Linked DNA regions of Homo sapiens: all the other regions are linked to region 4. The links are chromatin contacts, found by Hi-C or POLR2A ChIA-PET in ENCODE. All regions are on one chromosome and are shown on one strand. The core of a region is the stretch at or near the end of the contact, and the rest is flanking DNA. Distances in the headings are between cores, read along the strand shown.

What was found. A loop is a pair of places that touch in the nucleus more often than their neighbours do. ChIA-PET counts read pairs that join two places held with the same protein, here RNA polymerase II (POLR2A). Pooled maps may share reads with other maps.
Region 1: a map of naive thymus-derived CD4-positive, alpha-beta T cell shows a loop between it and region 4 (15-fold over the local background). The contact joins the promoter of ELMOD2 here to the promoter of NR3C2 in region 4. A Hi-C loop is called at or near these places in 2 of 168 maps with a recorded cell type or tissue (CD8-positive, alpha-beta T cell and naive thymus-derived CD4-positive, alpha-beta T cell) and 6 of 50 pooled maps.
Region 2: a loop to region 4 is called in a map of CD8-positive, alpha-beta T cell, with 13 times the contacts of the local background. The contact joins the promoter of MAP9 here to the promoter of NR3C2 in region 4. A Hi-C loop is called at or near these places in 4 of 168 maps with a recorded cell type or tissue (CD4-positive, alpha-beta memory T cell, CD8-positive, alpha-beta T cell and naive thymus-derived CD4-positive, alpha-beta T cell) and 9 of 50 pooled maps.
Region 3: a pooled map shows a loop between it and region 4 (11-fold over the local background). The contact joins the promoter of PLRG1 here to the promoter of NR3C2 in region 4. A Hi-C loop is called at or near these places in 1 of 168 maps with a recorded cell type or tissue (CD4-positive, alpha-beta T cell) and 8 of 50 pooled maps. POLR2A ChIA-PET finds 5 or more read pairs at or near these places in 1 of 52 experiments (activated CD8-positive, alpha-beta memory T cell).
Region 5: a map of CD8-positive, alpha-beta T cell shows a loop between it and region 4 (21-fold over the local background). The contact joins the promoter of MAML3 here to the promoter of NR3C2 in region 4. A Hi-C loop is called at or near these places in 4 of 168 maps with a recorded cell type or tissue (CD4-positive, alpha-beta memory T cell, CD8-positive, alpha-beta T cell and naive thymus-derived CD4-positive, alpha-beta T cell) and 8 of 50 pooled maps.

The regions. Positions count from the first base shown.
Region 1 is chr4:140,522,878-140,525,607 of GRCh38, reverse strand. ELMOD2 (ELMO domain containing 2) reads right to left here and starts at 1,440. Exons shown (of 9, transcript NM_153702.4): 1 at 1,328-1,440; 2 at 38-188. The coding sequence starts at 179. RefSeq lists silencers at 1,079-1,198, 1,389-1,738.
Region 2 is chr4:155,375,558-155,378,290 of GRCh38, reverse strand. MAP9 (microtubule associated protein 9) reads left to right here and starts at 1,326. Exons shown (of 14, transcript NM_001039580.2): 1 at 1,326-1,520; 2 at 2,377-2,515. The coding sequence starts at 2,441. RefSeq lists an enhancer at 1,444-1,873.
Region 3 is chr4:154,548,956-154,551,659 of GRCh38, reverse strand. It overlaps PLRG1 (pleiotropic regulator 1), which reads left to right and starts at 1,260. Exons shown (of 15, transcript NM_002669.4): 1 at 1,260-1,360. The coding sequence starts at 1,352. RefSeq lists enhancers at 927-1,086, 1,107-1,156.
Region 4 is chr4:148,441,050-148,443,749 of GRCh38, reverse strand. NR3C2 (nuclear receptor subfamily 3 group C member 2) reads left to right here and starts at 1,336. Exons shown (of 9, transcript NM_000901.5): 1 at 1,336-1,590. RefSeq lists a silencer at 1,139-1,428.
Region 5 is chr4:140,152,767-140,155,466 of GRCh38, reverse strand. MAML3 (mastermind like transcriptional coactivator 3) reads left to right here and starts at 1,283. Exons shown (of 5, transcript NM_018717.5): 1 at 1,283-2,607. The coding sequence starts at 2,140.

The sequences.
Region 1 (2,730 bases), core at 191-2,690, 7.9 Mb after region 4:
ACTTTTATTAGTACTTTTTCTTTTTGAATAACATTACCTATCCTGTGTGTCCTTTGTGCACCTACATAGGTATCAAATATTCGCTGCAATTCACACTTCCCAGTCATCTGTCGTAATAGCCATTTCATCCAAAATCGAAAAAAGTGCCCATAGAAGAACTCCCACAAAGAAATAAACATTTTTTTTTCCTGGAGGAGGGAAACATACAAGACAAGCTTAATGACCTTAAACTGAATTTTAAAATTTAAAAAGTTTATACAACTGATCAAATCTCAAATTATGTATCTATCATTTCATTGTGTCTGTTTTGACAGTTTAATTAGGCATTTAAAAACAATGGCAGGTGTAATATATACCGCTATTAATTGATGATCAAATGGCCAATTAATCACTTTTTCAAAACTAAAATTCAAACAATGTACTCAAACTATTCAATGGCTTGAAAGAGTAACAGAATGGTTTGCACTTTTTGCTAAATAATTGTATTTCATATCTTAGTTTCCTAACTTCCCATTCTTTGAGAACTGGGGCTCAACAGTTCAAGATCAAGAGGACTCCAACTAATCAACAATTAAAATATATACCAAAACATCAGAGTTGTTTTTATAGAATACACTCTTCTTATCCCATGTGGATAATTCGTTACAACTGTCCCAGTCAGGTGATGCCAGCAAATAAAAACACTACAAACTTAAGTATACAAGTTGAACACTGAGTATATAACACCTTAGCTCATTCTTGATTTTCCATTCAATAGGTCAAGGGCAGAAATACTAACAAGTTTTTGTTTTGCTAAGTACACACTCGATACAACTATATCTTATGCCATAAGAAAATTCTTCAGCTTCTAAATGAAAAAGTCAGGGAGATACTAGTGAGAGGGAGATACTTAAAAACAAAATTGCTCGTCTCCTTCCTGCCTTAAACATTCCCACAGACACGTCACCTCTGGACTAGGGCCTGAGGAGGGACTGTCGAAGTTCGAAGTACCCGCAGGTCAGTGCAGAAAGAGCGCATAGCACAGCTGGGTTGATCATTATCTTGAAAATCAAGCCATCTAGTCCGCGCTCATTAGGACAAAAGCGCAGAACTGCCGAGCAGAGGGGATGCACGCGTAGCGGCGCCTGAGCACCCCAGGGCTCTGGGCGTCTCTGCGCCGACCCCCCTCGCGCGCCGCCCGCGAATGGGAGGGCAGGGCTCGCACAAAGACCCGCCGGCCCAGGCGCCCCCGGGTTCCCGCAGAACCCCGCGGGGCTCGCGAGCCCGCGCGCTCTCAGTGCAGCCGCACCGAGGCATCCGGGGCAAGAGGAAAAGAAACAGCAGCCACCTCACAGGAGCGGAAGAACTAGGGGGAGCAGGAGCTGCCTCGGTTTCCCCACTGCAAACAGCCGGCAACGGAAACGACGGAACACTCCCTTCAAGCACCGCGACCCGGAAGTCAGGGAGCGAGGCCGCGGACCCGCCTTCCCAGGGCCACTGCCCGCCCCGCCCCTCCGGCCTCTTCCGATTGGCCCGCGCTCCACCTATTGCTAACGCTGGAGAGAGGTCGAGCTGAGTGGCCCAGGCGCGAGGGCTCAGATACTAGGGACGCCCAGACGGTTTCCCTGGCAACGGCGGCCAGGAGCCCCGCCCCGCGCCGGAGTAGCGCCTCCTAGCGCTGCGCTGGAGACTTTTCCCTCCTTGAACCTCAGGTCCTTAGCGCGGGTTGACACCTTGTACTATTCCTAGGCTCCAAGCGCGGAAGAAACCCTGTGCTTACGGTAACTTATAGTGCCTTAGTTACAAAAGCGCTTTCATCTGCATTGAATCTTAATTCTGTGAAGTAATTATGAATAACTCCACTTTATGCACGAGAAAAGGGAACCGGCTACTTGACTGTGGCCAATACGTGGCAGATGAGGAAAGTCCATGTGTTGAGAAACGAAGTTTGGACTTTATCCTATAATACTATAGGTCTAAAAGTTAATTTATCAAATGTTTATTCCCTAACTGGTTGTTTTTGTTGAAAAAGTAATTTCGTGATTACTTTTTAAAAACCTCAAGCAGTAAGTTTCTTAATTCAACAAGTATTTGTTGATTGTTAGCACAGGCAGTGTTCCAAAAGGCAGTCAAACACGAAACAAACAGCCAAATATTTAATATGTCAGATGCTACTAAATGTTAAGGGTATAGGGGTTGTTAGCTAAGGGGTAATGGGGAGTCTGTGGGGGAAGTCATTGCATACAGTGTGGTCAAGGAAGTCTCATTATTAACGTGGCATTTTGGCCTCATTGAACGAAGTAAGGGAGTTTACTGTGGGAGTATCTGGAGGGAGAGTGATCCAGGCACCAGAATGACAAGTGCAAAGACCTTGAATTGGGAGGGTTTTTGAAATGTTGGAGGAAGAGCAAGAAGGCCGGGGTGGCTGGAGGAGAAAGAGCAAGGGGGAGAGTAGAATATAAATACAAAGGACAACTGATACTGAAAACAAATTTCCCCATCCACCCAAAACTCCTGATACCTCCGTCACCTTGCTCAGAAGCAACCAGTATTACTTTCTTGTTTCTAATTCCAAAAATATTATATGCAAGTGTATATATGTATATTCCTTCCAACTCCTTGAATTGAAGCAAGTGATACATACTTTCCCACATCTCAACCAGCGTTTAAAAAATGGACTAATTGTAGAACACTAGCCATGTGCAGGGTGCATAAGCCGTCATCCCTGTCCCATACCAACAATGAACTTGG
Region 2 (2,733 bases), core at 77-2,576, 6.9 Mb before region 4:
AAATAGTTTTGCTTAGCTAAGATAAGAATGCGATTATAGAGGAAAAAGTGAGAGAATGTTTTACAGTGGAAAGGAGGTTCCAGGAGCATGAGGTGAACCTGGAAGGGTTCAACAGTAGTGCCATGAGTTAATAGAAAATAGGGAGCATTTTCTATTCTGGGTATGTGTGTGTAGAGGTGGTGTACATTTTCAGCTTCATAAATGGATACAGATGAGTGGACATATATATATAATATATTATATAATATATATTATATATATAATATATTATATAATATATATAATATAATATATATATACTATTAGTTCTGTCCATCTAGAGAACCCTGATTAATACAGCATTGTATTTTACTAAATTTCTTATTTCTTGTTATGCACATTTAGTTTTTCAATACATTGATTTATTAAATTTCTATCTCAATGTGATTTGTTTATACAAAATTGAATTAGTGAAATATTAACATATTTTAGAGATGTGGAAAAAATACCAGGTATGAGTTTAATTACTAGTCAATGAATTCATTCAGATAATTCAACTAGGATTAAGCTTTTTAAAAATTAAAAATAGTAAAAATTCATATTATTTTAAAGACTTTCAATAAACGTTTTTGGTTTTTATTTGCTTTAAGAATTTCCTATGCGAATTAAATGATGTTGATTTTGTTTACTTTAGTAGCACATGCTCTTTTAGCCTAGTGGATCATTTTGTTTGGTTTGATTGGAATAAGATTACTCACTAAGTATACAAAGAGGGGGAGTTTTACATTCAAGTAAGATGTCAAATGGGCTTTCAGTTGTGTCCACAAGAGCTGAGGTCTCTCCAGGCCCTTTGCGGCTTAGTTGCATGAAGAGCATATCTAATATCGAATACAATTCCAGGCACTCTTCCAAGTGTTCCACTTGTATTATTTCATTCAATTTTACAGCAACCTTTCAGGTGTCTATTATTAGTACACTTTTGTTTTCCCCCAGAAGAAGAAACTGAGTCATAAAGACCTTAACTTGGGACAATCACGTGTGTAGGAAAGGGGTACCAGGATTCAAACCTGCAGTCGGAAACAGGGTTCTGCAAACTCACTACCGTACTATTCTGTCCCATCCACTGACACCGTACTTCGATTCAGAGAACTTCACGTCCTAACTGTGGCAAAACGACGAATGTGCTTTATTTGCAACACGTGCAGATAAGGACCCTTACTCTATTGGCAAGAGTAAGGCTATCTGGGTGGGAGTTGGGCGGGTCCTGTCTCCTAGGCAACAGCACATGCACACAAGCGACCAATAATGAGCCCCTCTCCAAAGACCCAGGAAGGTGATGTCACTTCCTTCGTCTGGGTGGTTGCCCCAGCGACACGTTGGGCCGAAGAGCGGTGTTGGGTACCCGAGAGACCCGGCGGTGGGGAAGTCACTTCCTCCCGAAGACGCTGTTTCCTAGCAACCGCCCTCCGCCTCTGTTATTAGCCCCTCCTCCTCGCTCGGTCCAGGACCGGCTCTGCGGGCGCCGCCAGGCCCAGACCAAGGTGAGCAGCTCCTACCCGATGCTTGGCTCTTGATTCTCAGGGTCGCGGAGAACTGGCCGCGGGCGTCCGGGGCCGGGAACAGAAAGCGGGACCTGGGGGCCATGGGGGATCCGGACAGAGACCGCGCTTGGACGTGCACGGGCCTGGCGTTCGCTGGTGCTCAGCATACGGCGCGGTGAGGAGCGGCGAGCACCCGGACGTCACCTGGCCTGGTAGGGAACGGAACCCGGGGCGCACAACGCTATGGGCGGCCCTGCCAGGCCTCTGCTCCGAGTACGGGAAACCGCGATTTTAATGCGGCTCATCGCGAAAGCTTCGTCGTTTTGTCTGGCTCTCTTTAACACTTTTGTGAGAGGAAAAATTGGCTTGCAATACATCTCGCTGGCTGTTTGCGGGTTAGCATTACGATCTTTTTCTTTGAATAGCGCTGTATGCAAATATATAGATACATTTTTTTTTTGGTGGTGGTGCTCATAATTTTTACGCCGACGATCCTTTTGATGGCCTTTTAAATAAGACGTGACTTATTTTGAAGGCAATGTTATACTTTAGAAGAGAGGTGAAAAATAAGGTGTTCTATTTTAATTGGCAGCATTTTGTCGTATTAACTTGTAATCATTTATTTGCAGACTTTTTAAGTAGTTGCAAAACTATTTTAGGATAACTTCCATTTGAATTTTTTTAAACAAGCTTGTTATGAGAATTTGCTATTTCTTTACAAGAACCTTTTTAAGTGAAGATGTAGCCCAATGTTCATATCAGATGCTTTTCTTTGACCTTTGTGGGGAGAGTAGAATCAAATGTAATAAAATAAATTCTGAAGCATGCGAAGTCTGATTTGTTTTGTATATTTCAGCTACTATCAGAAGTTGAATTCTAATAATTAGCTATTTTATAAAGGTAACGAGAAAAAATACACTATGTCTGATGAAGTTTTTAGCACCACTTTGGCATATACAAAGAGTCCAAAAGTTACCAAAAGAACTACTTTCCAGGTAAAGTATTTTTATTTGGAATCATTTCACAGTGTAAACACTGTATTAGATGGGTTGAAATTGGTGATTCTAGAACAGTCCTATATAAAGCAGGGGTAAATCTTATATTACTTTTGAGGTTTTGCACATGATCATGTTTGGGCTCCATCCAGTATTACAAACTCCCCTATATGGTTTTAAGACTACCAAAGTAGCCTCAATACTAGTTTCCTACTAAG
Region 3 (2,704 bases), core at 11-2,510, 6.1 Mb before region 4:
AGGGCTCAGTGGCTCATGCCTGTAATCCTAGCACTTTGGGAGGCCGAGGCGGGCGGATCACCTGAGGTCAGGAGTTCAAGACCAGCCTGGCCAACATGGTGAAACGCTGTCTCTACTAAAAATACAAAAATTAGCCGGGCATGGTGGCGGGCGCCTGTAATCCCAGCTACTCCAGAGGCTGAGGCAGGAGAATAGCTTGAACCTGGGATGCTGAGGTTGCAGTGAGCCAAGATCGCGCCATGGCACTCCAGCCTGGGCGACAAGAGCGAAACTCTGTCTCAAACAAAAACCCATGACCTTAATGTTTTTAATGAATTTCCAAGTAAGGTTGATTTATATTGCTATTCTTTTGCTAGATTTTTTCCCCCTCTCAAAGTGTAAGCAGTATGCTCTCAGGACAGGATTAGTGAAACTGAAACAGGGCCAGTAAAATGTTTGTCTATTTAAGTTTGTAAATGCCTAAGTCCATCCATTTTTTTTTTTACATAGAAAAATAATTGGGTAGGGTTGATCACAAACCACAGATTTTACCAGGGTAGAAAGCAAAAATACCAATACTTGGCACAAGGATATGTATAAATAAAAATGGCTAAAGTCTCCAATTGTGTCTTCTACCAGCTTTGAAAAGCTGTACCCTGGCATTGTTGAAGCCACAATAATCAGCAGGCAACTAGGAAATGGACAAGAGCTATGCAGTTTTGAGAAATTAAAAAAAAAAATCTATTAGCAGAAAATAAATATGGGGTTTTGTTATAACTACATGTCAAAATTTTCCAAATTAAAACAGCTATTCCTCAACGTTCACTTAACAAGTGTTTACTGGACTGTTTAAGCGAAATTGTTTTCAGGTGTTAAGCCTACAAGTGTCCAAGTGCTTCTCGCCAGGATTAGAACCAGGAGACACAAAGCACGCAGGCGACCTCCAAAGAGATCAAGGTAGTGGAAATGCCTTAGATAGAGCCCACGGGAGTTTGCTCTCCAGACGCTTAGGTTCTCTGAATAAAAAGCGTTAAGCTTCCGGGGAATACAGCACGAACAACCAGGACCCCAACTAAGGCAGAAAACATAATTCTAAGATTTCTTCAGAGGGACGAGTGAAACCCTCCACCCAGGCCCTTCCAGGAGTCTCCGGCTTTCAGCCTCGAGACTCCGCCCTAGAGGCGGTCCCGAGGAGGGAGACCCGCCTCCTGATCCTAGATGGCCGAGGGAGACTAGCGCGCGTGCGCAGAGCTTGCATCACATCCGCCGCCTGGGCGCCCAATTCCGGAAGGTGCTGCACAGCTGTGGCGGCGGGTACTGCGTTAGTGATTAGAGTTTCTTCCCTGCCGGAGGTGGGATACACGGTAGCATCATGGTCGAGGTAAAGTGACACTGGGGCTCTCAAGAGTCGTTTGTCTCTGGACTGTTTTTTTTGGCAGTGCGCGTGGGGGATTGAGAGTACTTGGAGTCCAGAGAGAAAAGAGGCTACGAGGGGAGCTATTTGGCCAAGGCCGAGTGGTCTCTTCTTCGGGTTTTCGGGGAAGGGGTAGAAGCCGGATGAGAACCCGAGTCGGAGGTTCAGCCTGGGCGCGAAGCCTGAGATAATTCGTCCAGTCCTCGTTTGACTCTTGGGAGCTGGAAAGTGTCCTCGGAGGCGGGGCCTCTGTTGGTGATCGACCACTGGTACTTGCCGCCCTCGGGGCAGTGTCAGTGAGTCTGTGCCCTAAAAGATTGGTAGTCTTCTCTATCTTGCGTTCAGGTCGTCTCTTATTTCACCTCTACCCCCAGAAAAACTTGCCGTTCTTTACATCTTTCCCTGGCATGAACAGCCAACGCTGTTAGCTGGTCTTGTCCATCTTACCCCACATGTTTATTGATTCCATTCACTCTTCTCCATATCCGCTGCAGTCCACCTTAATTGAGACCAACATCATCTTTCACCTGGACTGGTGCATTAGCTCCCCGTTGGTTGGTTTCCTTGCTTCCATTTTGTTCTATAAGTTGTTCTGTTTAAAACGTAAGTTGTTCATACCTTTCTTGTTTAAAACCCTTTACTGACCCTATGTTGCTAGAACAAAATATAGGCTGTTGTAATAGTCTAAAAGACCTTACCTAATCTGGACCTTGTCTACCCTTGCAGCTACAAAGCACCATCTCATCCTCCATACACAGCTGTACTGCGCTCCTTGTATTATTTCAGTTAACTGAACTTTTTTTTACATGACATTTCCATCAGCCTGGTTCGTTCTTACCTCTGTTTTGTGCAAGGCTAACTCCCTTTCTGCTTAAATATCACCTTAGTGAAATCTTTCACAATTATACTTAGTCCTTCATTCCCTGACTCAGCGCCTTGCTTGTTGCCTTCATAGCACTTATCAAAATGTGGAATTATTTTACTTTTTATTTGTCTGTTTCCTCTTGAGCACAGGGACCATGACCACCTTTTTATCATTCTATTGTGAGATTCTAGCACAATACCTGCCAGACACACAGTAGGAGCTCAGTAAATATTTATTGAGTAAGTTAAACTCCGGCATCACTCAGTTGCTAAACCTGAGGTTCTAGCCAAAGAGGAGCTTCCTCCTCTTCTCTGAACTTGACTCCTGTAGCTTGCAACAAGTAGCTATGGTGAGTGGTATAAAGCTTTTTACATATTTAAACACGTGAAGTGTATAATCAATCTGACTTTAGGTTATGATTTGTGTAATTTGTAGATAGGTGTGTA
Region 4 (2,700 bases), core at 87-2,586:
CGGGAGGCCGCACAGCTGCCGCCGCCGGGCTGCGGGTCGCCGAGGGCCGGGGGACCAGATTTAGGTGTATACGTCACTGATGCTGACTCCGGGCCAGCGGGGAGCCTAAAACGGGGCCTTACATGAGAAGCCTAAAAGTCCTTAGAAATCAAAGTTAGGAACCCCATCCTTTTGCTTAGTAACTGCAGCATTTGGGTGGGCGGGAGGAGAATCGAGGAGGGGGCGGTTGGAGGGAAACCGAAATTTCTTCATGCAGACAACCGATCCTTAGAAAACAGTTTGGTTCCTTCCCCCCTCCTGTCTGTTTCTCCCACTTATGTGACCCACCCCCTCCACCCATTATAACGTGAATATCCTCGATGGTAAGCTTGCTTTCAAATTGAACTAGTGGAAAAATCCAATACTAAAGTAGTAAGTACAGTGACAAAATTATAAGGAAGTAGAGGAGCAGCTCTTGACCCTGCCACTTCTTTCATTTATCTTTCTCTCTCTCTCTTTTTTTTTTTTTTTTTTTTTTTTTTTTTTTTGGTGTTAGGGGTCTAAGGGATGGGAGGAAAGCTGTGTTTAAAGGGTTTTTCCAGCACGGTTAAAACAACTAAATTCAAATCGAGTGAACGTGATCGTCTTGCTCGCTGGCAGCGAAGGCTGCTGCTGCTCTGCTGAGAGGTAACTCTGGAGACAGTGGAAAGGGGCTGGGAGAGGAACCTCGAGGGTCGGGTGAAGCCCACCCAGAGTCCTCCCCGCGCGCGGACGCTGTTGGGCGGCGCCAGGGTCTGGGCTGCAGCTCACCTGGAGCTGCAGGTGGAGAGCGTGAGGGGACGACACTTTGCTCGCGGAAAAACCGACTTCTTCCGCGTCAGCACACTTTTCACATCTCTCCAGATATCCTGGGGTCGGTCAGAAGGAGAGCAGGGTGGACGTAAGCAAGTTTGGGGCGGCCGAGCGATGGGGGTGGGGGCAGCGTGCGGAGGCCGCCTGATGTAGCCACCGCCCGGCACCCCAAGCTCCCGCCGCGGCTGCGGCTTTAAGGAAGCTGCCGAGTCCAGGCTGTGTCGCAGCAACTTTGTATCAGTCATGTCGCCCGCCTGGTGACTGACAGCCTGGATTGTCCAATAAGAAGCCCGCCTGACCCGTGCGGCGTGGAGCCTTGCTTCTCTTCGGGCCAATAGGAAGGGTTCAGGGGGGCGGGATAGCAACCTGAACTTTATCTGGACATGTGACCCGCTTTTAAAAGGGCCAGCCCTCCAGCTGGCCCACTCCCCCTCCGGGCTTTCGCCCGCCCTCTCTCCCTCCCTTTTTTGCCCGCCCTGGCCCTGCCCCTGCCCCTGCCCCCTCCTCTCAGCCCCTCCGCGCCCGGGGTGTCATTGGGCCCGGGAGACGGGAGCCAACTTCAGGCTGCTCAGAGGAAGCCCGTGCAGTCAGTCACCTGGGTGCAAGAGCGTTGCTGCCTCGGGCTCTCCCGCTGCAGGGAGAGCGGCACTCGCTGGCCTGGATGTGGTTGGATTTAGGGGGGCTCCGCAGCAGGGGTTTCGTGGCGGTGGCAAGCGCTGCAACAGGTAGACGGCGAGAGACGGACCCCGGCCGAGGCAGGTGTGTAGGGGCGCGCGGCGGGGCACCGCTTGCCGTGCTCGGCGTGCGGCCGCGGCGCGGGAGCGTGCACTTTGCAGGGAGAAGTGGCTGCGTAATCCGGAGGCACAGTCAGTATGGTGCTGTGTGCTTGTTGTTTTGTTTTGGTTTTCCACTTTTCTCCCCCTTTGGCCGCCAGAGGACTATTTTGGGAAAGTTTGGCCACTTTGGATAAATGCCCTCTAACTAGCAGCTTTTAACTGCCTTTGGCAGTGGGAGGTCTACCACCCTTCCCTTTACCCAAAGATGAATTTCGGATCATTTTCCCTGTACAATTTTTAAAGGACGTTTGAATAATATTTCTTTCCTTTATCAATTGCGGACGCTCCCAAATCTCAGCCGGAGGTGTAGCGCATAAGGGCAGTTGAAGGAGATATAGATCCTAATAGATCCTGTATAAAAGGGGCTCTGGAAATTCGTGCATTTCCCGTTCGCTAGCATTCGCGAAACTCTTGAGACAGGCTACGCTTCCTATGGCATCAGTTGGAATTTTAAGGGCAAGGGAGAAGGGGACGAAGCTTCTTTTGGTGGCATCCTTACTCTGCTACTGAATTTTAGGTGCGTGGCTTTGCCTACTCAATTTAAAAAGACCAGGTTTAAATAATAATGGTTTATGGCACCATCAGTTTTAATTATTTATTATGACATAGGAGTTAGGAAAACTTTTGATAGCAGACGAGCTTTTGAAACCGCCGAATTTTAAAGGCACCAAATTGCTTCCTAACATTTTGTATTGCCATTTCTCTAGGTGCTGTTATTGATGATATTTACATAGTAATGATAACAGCATTCTCCATCTGTGAAGTCCTGCTGTGAAGTTTAAATTTTATGTTTGACATCGTGGCAGCTATCATGGAAAAGCTTGAGAGGAGAAGTTTTAAAAAATAATTTAAAGTGGAGCTTTTTCCTTTAAGGGAGGCATAGTTTTGTTTGGCGATTTTTGGAAAGATCAGGTGGCTCGGTAAATTAGGTGAGTGAATAGAAATCAGGTGTGCTCAGTTCTAACTGGTTCTCCCGCTCTCTCAGGTGACCTTGGGCAGATTTCTATCATTTACCTCATCTATAAAAGAGAGG
Region 5 (2,700 bases), core at 34-2,533, 8.3 Mb after region 4:
TTTAGAAAACTGGGGTGTATTTTTACCCTAAAAACTAATTCTTAAGATTTATTGAAATAATACAAAATGACTTATAATTAACATCTCACAATCAAGATTTATAGTTTACTGATTATTAGAGAAATAATAATTTCTCCATCTTAATTTTTAAAAATATGTATATGCAATGGTTTAAGTCCATATTCAAGAATATTTGATCCTTAGTTGTTATTTTTGTTTTTAGATAATATCGGGAAAGATAATGTGCTTTAATAAAATGGAAAGTTTAGATTGATTTCTGCAGTTGCTAGTCCATTTTAATTGTACTTATTGTGAATTCATTGAAATGGAAAGAAATATATCCAGCAATAAAGTAGGCCTGTTATTTTTGCTTGTTTTTGTTTTGGTCATGACAAACTGTGAAATGCTGTGTTTTTTCTATAGTTCTAGTCTATGAAATCTGCAATCTTTCCACTTGATTTACGAAGGACCTTAATTACTGCTGTCATTAGCACCTAGTGTTCAAAACAGTCTGTTTAAATGTACTGTTAGTCTCACCTCCAAGTCCCTGCTTGCTTTATTTTTTTCCAAGGGTAAGTAAAACAATAATTGACTTAGTAACAACAATCATTATGTACAGTGAGTTAAATATTACACATTTTTGATGCCTATTTCTATTTATTTAGAATTTGGTATTTGTGTGTTCAGTCTGGCCTAGACTTGGAACAAGTGTCCGTAAGTAGCGCTGTTACTAGCGCAGACTTATTACCTGGGTTTTAAAAACAAGTCACTCATTTGCCTTTTTCTTTCCACATGGATAGGGATGACAGACAACTGCTGTAAAGCTTCAATGTTTCTGCCTGGTCATGCACAGTTCTGCAATATAATGCATAAATGTATAACAACAACTTGGGATCGCTTGATACTTTCCTTGGAATAAGGAAACCCTACCAGGCGCGTCCCCGCGCACGCGCGCGCGCATACACAGACACACACACTCACACACGCTCTCACGCACACACACAGGTCAAAAGTTGATTTATTTCTGAGATCCCCCCAGAATCTTTCTTCTCTCCGTCGCCGACGGCTCTGGGCTTCTCGGCGGGGCGGTAGTGTGGTTGGGGGCGTAGGAGGGGCGCCGGGCGCCGAGGCGACGGAGACGGGAGCCGGGTGCTGGTGCGTGCCGCGCCCGCTCCTGCCGGGTGAGAGTCCGGGCCGGGTTTTGCGCCGTGTCCGCGGGCCTGTCTCACGGCCTCCAGCCGCCGCCGCTGCCGTGTTTACTGAGCTCGCGCGTCCTGATATCACTCCGCTGGCATGGAGGAGGAGGAGGAGGTGGAGGAGCGAGAGGAGGAGGAGGAGGCGGCGGCGGCGGCGGCGGCGAGCAGTTGATCATTGTGATGGTGGCAGGAGCAGCGGCGGCAGCGGCAGCCCAGCCGAGCGTTAGGTGCTGCTCTCTGCGCGGCGTTTTGCAAAGGACTTCACCGATCTACTTTTGCAGTCGCCTCGGACTGTCCATGTGTTTACTTCCCCCAGCCCGAGGATTCGATATCTAGGTTCCTGTGAAATGCAACTGAGCAGCCAAAGTACTTTGAGAACACGGGGCGGCATAAACACCAAAACTTTTTTGTGGAAGGAAAATGCAATAAGCAAGCTTGCCGTTTTCCGATGCGGTGTGGAGTGAGTGTGTGTCGCGCGTGTCCGCACTGGAGGCATATGCTTGTGTGTGTACATGGGGTGTGTTTTTCGGTATGTAGGGAGAAAATGCTTGCCAACCACCGGAAATCTCCTGGAATTTATTAGAAAATAATGGATTATAAAAAGAAGGCAAGCAAGGAGCGGATCTCCCCTTGAGTTGCAACCCGATTTGCTGCTGGCTCAGTTTGTTGTGATTCTTTTTGTTGATAGGTGTCTGATGGTATTCCGATAACGTTCCCCCCTTTTCTTCCCCTTGAGCTTTTACAGTTTAAAAAAAGGAAACAAAAACCACCCCAAAATCTCCCCCCCCGTTTTTTTCGCCCCGTCGGGATCGCCGTTTCCATCCATGTGCTTGCGTCTCCCCCGCGTTCCACTTAAACTATTTTAATCCTTGGACCCAAGGAGGAGGCTGATAGGGGGGTGGATAAAAAAAGTTCTTCCAAAATAGTGTGCCCGGGGAGCAGGATGGGGGATTTCGCAGCCCCCGCTGCTGCCGCGAATGGCAGTAGTATTTGCATCAACAGTAGCCTGAACAGCAGCCTCGGCGGGGCCGGGATCGGTGTGAATAATACTCCCAATAGTACTCCCGCTGCTCCGAGTAGCAATCACCCGGCAGCCGGTGGATGCGGCGGCTCCGGGGGCCCCGGCGGCGGTTCGGCGGCCGTTCCCAAGCACAGCACCGTGGTGGAGCGGCTCCGCCAGCGCATCGAGGGCTGCCGTCGGCACCACGTCAACTGCGAGAACAGGTACCAGCAGGCTCAGGTGGAGCAGCTGGAGCTGGAGCGCCGGGACACCGTGAGCCTCTACCAGCGGACCCTGGAGCAGAGGGCCAAGAAATCGGGCGCCGGCACCGGCAAACAGCAGCACCCGAGCAAACCCCAGCAAGATGCGGAGGCTGCCTCGGCGGAGCAGAGGAACCACACGCTGATCATGGTGAGGGCGCACGGGCAGCGGGCTTGCGGCGCGCGTTGGGGGTGGTGGTGGTGGTGGGGGGCGCGTGGAGCTTCTTACATGGGGGTACAAGGG